Linked DNA regions of Mus musculus: all the other regions are linked to region 3. Evidence: chromatin loops called from intact Hi-C (ENCODE). Cell type or tissue: heart. All regions are shown on one strand.

Region 1 (2,500 bases), 54 kb before region 3:
CCTTTGCAAGAGCAGTATTTGGTAAGTTGCTGAACCATCTCTCTAGCCTAGATTGGAGATTTAAATATTAAACCTAACAAGGAGCCGGGCGTGGTGGCACACGCCTTTAATCCCAGCACTGAGGAGGCAGAGGCAGGAGGATTTCTGAATTCGAGGCCAGCCTGGTCTACAAAGTGAGTTCCAGGACAGCCAGGGCTATATAGAGAAACTCTGTCTCGAAAAGCAAACAAACAAACAAACAAACAAACAAACAATAAAACCTAACAAGGAAAAGTGAGGCTGAAATACAGACCAGCTGGCAGTGTGGTTAAGTGGACTCTCTATGTCAACAACTATACAAAATGTGGCAATTGCTCAAAACTAAGAGTTTATGAGGTGGTGGGTGGCTACAAAATAACAGCACTTTCCAGACACAACAGGGTACTTTCACATATAACTCACTGCGTTACAACAGGGTGCACAAGACCTGTGCAAGCTCCGAGGAGCTTTTAGAAATCCATGGCTACTGGGAGAGGAGAAGTCGGCATTCTTTAAGGGTGTAGCCTTCGGTAGGATGTCACCGGGCTCCGGGGTAGCACAAGTTGGACTTGAGGGGTTTAAAAGGAGATGGGGTAATGGATGGAGAGATGGCTCCGCAGTTAAGAGCACTGGCCGTTCTTCCAGAGAACTCCAGTTCAATTCCCAGCACCCACATGGTGGCTCACAACCATCTATACCTCCAGTTCTAGGGGATCCAATGGGTGCTTCCTCTGACCTCCAAGGACACTAAACATACAAGTGGTAAACCGATATAAATGCCGGAAAAACACCCATACCCATATCATACTCCAAGTAATGACGCAGAGCCCAGGGGCTGCATGCTGGGGCTGCACTGTCCCCTAGGGCCCAGAGCGAGAGCGTTTTTGATATTCAAACAGCAGAAGATTTCGATCAAGGCGGAAAACACCAGCTTCTTGGCCTGAAAGTGGCTTCAATCACAGCCGCTCAGATGTTCTCAGCTATAGCTCACTCGTATAGCCAAGTCTAACTGGATAAGACAAAGTGTTCCTCCTGAGTCCCCCCATTTTATACAGAGAGAAACAATGTGTAACTCGGTGCTACAGAGTAGCAATTTGCTGAGGCACTCTGTTTTGAACACACTACTCTGAGTTGTTTCTTCTCCCATTGTACAAGTCCTGAGCGCCCTTTGGGGAGTATCGTATATATTCTCACTCCCTTTTATACACGCACTTTTATATTACTCAAGATAGATAAGCAACCCTAATCTGTGTTGTGCAATGACTCAGACACAATGGAAATCTATTTGCCAGTTGCCTAACGCCGTGCTGCAAGTGTTCTTGGTCACTTGGCAGCTCAACTCCACGGTCTGCGCAGTGACACCTTTCCTGGGGAAAGTTCATCGTCTTGTATACCCACCTTCAGGAGGTAACGAGGACATAAAGGACTGTATTTGCTGACTACAACTTCTGGCCCCCAGAATGTCCCCATTATTTCCACTAGTGTCCCACTGGCATTAACTCAGTCATGTGATCTCTCCCAATTATGAGAGGAGCCAAAAAAATATTAGTCCCTGGCTGAGCACACTTTTTCCACCAACAATTCTGTAGTTCCAGAGGTCAGACTCTTTCTGGCCCGCTGCCTGTTTTTTGTAAATAAAAGTGTCTTGAAACAGAGCCATGCTCATTCATTTGCGTATGATCTATGGCTGCTTTTACGCTAATACAGTGGAACTGAGTAGTTGCAACAGAAGCCATATGATCCTCCAATCCTAAACTATTTCCTATTTGGCACCTTTACGAAAAACAAAAATTGTCAACCTCTTGGCTGTAGTTTGTATCTTGACAGTCCTCCAAAGGCCTGTGCATTACAGGAACCAGTCTCTGGTACTCTTGGGAGGCAGTGATACTCTTAGGAAATAGAGCCTAGTATAGGGAGCTACACTGGGAGGCTTGAAGGAGATATTGAGAGCCTTCCCTTCCCCTTCATTTCCTAGCAGGGGTGAAGTAGGCAGCTCTTCCATCATGAGTCCCTACCGGGATGTACTTGTGTTACATCGGGCCCCCGTGACGGCCAAAATACCAAGGGTCGAACCCACTATAGCCATGAGCCAAAAGCAACCTTTCTTCCTTAAAATTGACTCATCACAGGTTGCCCTCACAGAAAGCTGCCAACCATATCTTCTCTTCCCTATAAAGTCTGGTGCTTCTGCTACGGTCCTGCACCATCCTAGGGCCCACCAGCTGGACGCTTAAAAAGAAAGCCAACCTCACAGAAGGCAACGAGAAAGTTGAAGAGAAGCCTGTTGACCTCATTTGAACCCGAAGCCAGCTGCCTCGAGCCTCTCATTTAGTTGATCCAATATGTGCCCTTCTCCACTTAAACTGGGGTTTCCCGTCTCGTCACAAAGGGCTCTACGTGAAACCCCGCCCTCTAGCAACAGCGGGCGCTGTAAGAAACAGTCTTCTTATGATTAAGACATAGAGACGGAACCAGCTTGATT
Region 2 (2,500 bases), 110 kb before region 3:
GCTCTAATGAACCAGTGGATAAAATCACCTCTCTGCCCCAGGATTAAATTTAAGAAACAAGGGCTGGCAAGATGGCTCAGCAGGTAAGAGTACTGACTGCTCTTCTGTAGGTCCTGAGTTCAAATCTCAGCAACCACACGAAGGCTCACAACCATCTGTACAGCTATAGTGCACTCACACACATAAAATAAATAAATAAATCTTTAAAAAAATAAAATAGCTTTTAAAAAATAAGGTTTAAGAAACAAAACAGGAGGCCGATTTGAGGAGGTATGATTTTTCAGGAGAAAAAAATACAGTTTAGGAAAATCTGATTCGTGACTTCCAGAAAGAGAACCACATACCCCGCCAAAGCCTCATATTAACAAATTCGCTTCGACAGAATGTGACCCTTTGTCTAGGCCAAGTCAAAGAACAGGGCCTTTCAGATAAGAAGAAAGATAGGATTTCTGAAAGAAAGCCCTGGCCCCATCCAGTGGCTGTCCTGGCTTGAAGCTGCGGATGCCCAGGGATCCCGGAATCTGCCTGAGACAGCACAGGAAAGCATTTACCGATCACCTCTGTAAAGGCTCCTGGGGCCTTGTTCTGGGATTAGAGAGAACCAGAGAGGCTGACCACTCAAGTGCCAGGTCCTTGCATAACCCTGCACTTGGGGCTCGTCTGGTTCATCTCCACTAGGGAACAGTGTGGGTGTATTTGTATTTTGGAAAGTACACAAAGGACAGAATTCAAGATTCCCCTTCATAACGCCCGCCCTCCGTTCTCCACGCCTAGGAGGAATTCCACCAACCTTGAATCAGGCTGAAATGTAACAGTCAGGAGTCGCAGAGAACAGAGCCTTTCTATTGCTGAGGAGGCCGCTGAGCAGGTCACACACAAAGCAGCCCTTCCTCCCTGTCCCCAGAGGCCTGGCAAGGACACAGAGCCCCACTTAATGGAGTTACCCCAACAATGCAGTGCCTCTCCACAGGAACTGAAAGAGGAAATGCACTTCTGCTGGTGCAGTCCTCATCACCCCTGGACCACACCCGCTGAGTCTTCTCTGCCTGCACAGTTCACACTTAGGGCACCGATGCTCAATTTCAGAACCTCTCACCCAGATTCGGGGATCCCCTGGTTTCTCTGTTCTCCCTCCTCCGATCCACACTCAAGAGCGCCCCTACTGGTCATACTGCCTTCTTGTTCCTGCTAACCAGACCTCATCTCAGCCAGACAGGGTGGGACACTGCAATCCTGGCTGGCAGGATTGCCCATTCAGAGTTATCCTCCACTATGATACCAAGTTTGGGCTGTAAGAGAGTCTCAAAAACTCCTGACTATGGGGGTCAAGGTCACCGGCAGGAAAGAATGACAGGTGGATGGCCTTGACTAATGTGCCCAAGGTGTGCTTTCTATGTCTCTGTCTCTCTTTACCCAGTATTCTCCAAATTCTAACTGCCCATAGTCCAACTAACTGCACTTCCTTGATCCTGCTGTCTTAGAAATCTCTCAGCTAGGAATACATTCCACACTCATACAGACCGATGCTGTAAATGACGAGAGCTTCACCACAGGTGGTCCTGAGCACTTGAAAAGTAGTTTATTATTATGTTACTTTATTCTTTTTTTTTTTTTTCAGTTTTTCGAAAAAGGGGTTTCTCTGTATAGCCCTGGCTGTCCTGGAACTAATGGTGTAGACCAGGCTGGCCTCGAACTCAGAAATCCGCCTGCTTCTGCCTCCCAAGTGCTGGGATTAAAGGCGTGCGCCACCACTGCCTGGCTTTATGTTACTTTCTTACTAGCCTGAAACTGTATTTCATTTTATCTCATTTTAATCACTTGCAATGTAGTTCTAAAACAGATACCCAAGATTCAGTTAGTAGAAGCCTTTCAGGTATGCTTAGGACAGCATGGGTATGTGAGACTACTTTGTCAACTATAACTTCTTTTTAAAAGATTTTACTTATTTTATGTATATGAGTACACTGTAAGCTGTCTTCAGACACACTGGAAGAAGGTATCGGATTCCATTACGGATGGTCGTGAGCCACCATGTGGTTGCTGGGATTTGAACTTAGGACCTCTGGAAGAGCAGTCGGTGCTCTTAACTGCTGAGCCATCTCTCTCCAGCCCTGTCAACTATAAATTTAATGAAAGGTAAATACAGATTAAATGCTCGAAACCATATTCGGACTGAGGTGTTTTATAAATAGAAACTACCATATATGAATGCTTCCTATAAAAAGTAACCTATACTCTTTATACTGATATGTGAAAATGATCATTTCTTCTGATACCCTGGTGTGACTAATTTATTAAGTATTTTACTATCTTACAACATGGCTGCACACACCTCACAAGTTCCTCCTGGATGGCGCTGGCTGGCCCTTCCCTGACACATGTGCAGGCCTTTATGTGTCGTCACATCTCTGTCGTGGCTTGTCTAGTTTTTTACTCTAAGGGGCCTCTCGTTCGCTCCTATAAAGGTGGCAGTAACAATAACAGCAACCCACACAGCGAC
Region 3 (2,500 bases):
ACTTAAATTCTTACTATTTAACTTAGTGTAAAACCCCGGGTGAGTACACTGCTGTAAAGGCCGTTAGAGCCGTGCAGCTCAGTTAACAATTAACATCCAAGCAATCTGAACCCCAGAAAGTCCACTTAGTTGACTACCTGGTTCAGGGAGATTTTTGTTTTAATGTAGTTTTAAATAGTCAGAGAGAACATCAAGGACAGATAGACGGAAAGGCCAGGTTCTGACTCACTCAAAGTCCAAGTCAAGTCGGGCTAAAGGTGAGATAAAAAGGGTTGAGATTCAGGATTCGGGGGCCACTTTGTTGCAGGGGTTCACAATCCAACATCTGCTACTCCCTGGCTCTTTGATCTCTGGCAAATTGCTTATCCCCACCCTCACCCCCAAACCCCACCCTGTTTCATTGTTTCTAAGTAGGTATAATAAGGTAATGCCGGACAGAAAGCTAAGGGTTAAATGAGTAATAAAATAAGAAGCTTGACATGGCTCCTAGACAAGGCAAGTCCCCAGCAAAGGCTAGTAACAGTACTCCGAGTTTTAATGACAAGAACGACGACCTCCTGCTGTTTGCATCTGAAATGAGACAACTGGCCAGGCAGAATCGGTCTAGTTTTATATCTGGATGTTATTGTTATGTTTGGTTTTCACAAATAGCAACCACTCCTAAAAAACATAACATAAAAAGTTCATTAGAGTGGCTTTAACAGTCGATCTCTGCAAATGTGGCGAGCAATCTGCGAGTGATTAGCTGTCCTTTTTATTACTCCTGTTAAACTGTAACACACTTGTTATCTCTCCCTGGGTGTGGCTGACACTCCGAACGCTGGCTTTGCTCAGCATCCTATTTCAGCCATCATGATGAGGGAGATGTTGAGAAACGTTGCCTCGTTCTCTTGTTACAGTTATTAATTTCTTAGAGTCTTCAAGTTATGAAGATATGGGGAGGAGGCCACCAAATGACAAAGCTGTAACCAAACGATTAAAAGGGCAGGATGTTCTATTTTCCCTTGGGGGCCACTGAAGGAAACGAGAACTAAATTTGACACTCTGAGTTCTCATGCTCACAAATTGATGTCTTAGGTTATGGCCTACTTTGGATGAGCCTGTCTCTGAACACAGAATCCAAAGGTAGAGAGAGACTCCATAGTTGAGACAGCTGCATAGAAACTGTAAGCGTTGAGAGTCTCCAGGGAGGTTTCTATCTGATGTGTAAACAAAGGGCATTGTGAAATGGGTTCCAAGGACTGCACCCAGCCCTTCTTTTCCTTCCTTCTTTCGTGGTGTGACTGCTGTCAGTCCATAGAGCTGTGGGATGACAGTCCACAGGGCTGTCGTCTCCGCCTGTTCAGGCTCTGCTCTCGGACATTTACACTTGGGTGAAACTTAAGGTGTGCCGGCTCCCAGGAAGGACTTGTGAAATCTCGATCGCTAATTGCAAATTGCAAGATTGACACCACTGGGTCATAGCTTATAGGACAAGCAAGAGAGACCACTTTAACATAACTAAGACAGGAATTTACGGCAAGAGGAAGACTCAGCTGCTTCTCCTGAGTTAAACACTGCATAATCTGGCCTGGGAAAGACAGGGTGCCAAGTGAGTTCTGGGAGACCTTTGAAGTCTTATCTAATCACATTCTCTTCTGGGACCTCCCCTGAGCAGAACTCTGATCTTAAGTCTCTGTATCTCTCTCCTCCAGATTCACATGCCAGGGAGGGAACATCGGGTTGGTCCAGCTTAGGACCCATCACAGAAAAGGGCAGGATGCCAGTGTCATACCAATGGAGTAAAAAGGGGCTCCTGGAAGGATCTTGGGGCACTCTCCCCGGAAAAGGAACAGATGCTGTGCAAACAAAAATGCACTTGCTGCAGCTGCCAAGGGAATTTCACAGATCTGAATACACGAGGTCATTTTGGATGTTCCGACCCCTAGGCAACCGATTTACTTCATATGTCAGCCCCTACAAAATGACCCTATTCTGGTCTCTAAGGACCTTATGTAAGTCGAATGACATAGAATAGACTTCAGGACTCTTTCACTGGTTTTTCCCTCTCAAGAGCTTTAATCAATGTGTTGTATCTGCATACACACACACACTCACACACACACTCACTCACACACACACTCACAACACACTCACACACACTCACTCATACACACACACTCACACACACACACTCACTCACACACACACTCACACACACTCACACACACAGACACACACACACTCACTCACACACACACTCACTCACACACTCACTCACACACACTCACTCACACACACACACACACACACACACACACACACACACACACAAAATTAGGTTGGCCTTGAACTCATGATCTTTCCACCTCAGGGGTCTTCAGAATTAAGGTGATAGATATCACTAAGAATGCAAGTATTTGGGGATGCCACTGAAATGTGGTTCCTAAGGTAAACATTTTGTGAACACCAACATAGCTAAGCTACTGGGCTAGCTTGCAGCTCACAGCCAGGTAAAATG

What was found. Hi-C counts contacts between places; a loop is a spot of excess contacts. Peaks named below come from ENCODE experiments on the same cell type or tissue, not always from the same donor. Only the 100,000 strongest peaks of a DNase experiment are listed, where the experiment ranks them.
Region 1: it touches region 3 in a loop (2.2-fold over the local background); 4 of 42 quality-filtered maps call a loop at or near these places.
Region 2: it touches region 3 in a loop (2.1-fold over the local background); 3 of 42 quality-filtered maps call a loop at or near these places.

Annotation. Positions count from the first base shown.
Region 1 is chr19:53,073,786-53,076,285 of GRCm38, forward strand. The region is part of intron 1 of Gm30234 (a long non-coding RNA gene); the gene reads right to left. 1700054A03Rik (RIKEN cDNA 1700054A03 gene) reads left to right here and starts at 2,467. Exons shown (of 3, transcript NR_045320.1): 1 at 2,467-2,500. In heart, no CTCF peak of the experiment used is centred here; DNase peaks (open chromatin) are centred at 1,266, 2,286 and 2,446.
Region 2 is chr19:53,019,196-53,021,695 of GRCm38, forward strand. All of the region lies in intron 2 of Xpnpep1 (X-prolyl aminopeptidase (aminopeptidase P) 1, soluble), which reads right to left. Among named protein-coding and RNA genes, the nearest start is that of Mir6407, 9.7 kb to the left of the region's middle. In heart, a CTCF peak has its summit at 1,163; DNase peaks (open chromatin) are centred at 746 and 1,076; H3K27ac peaks cover 177 bases.
Region 3 is chr19:53,127,418-53,129,917 of GRCm38, forward strand. It overlaps Gm30381 (predicted gene, 30381), which reads left to right and starts at 1,286. Exons shown (of 3, transcript NR_166769.1): 1 at 1,286-1,591. In heart, no CTCF peak of the experiment used is centred here; DNase peaks (open chromatin) are centred at 1,264 and 1,754; H3K4me3 peaks cover 1,051 bases; H3K27ac peaks cover 2,500 bases.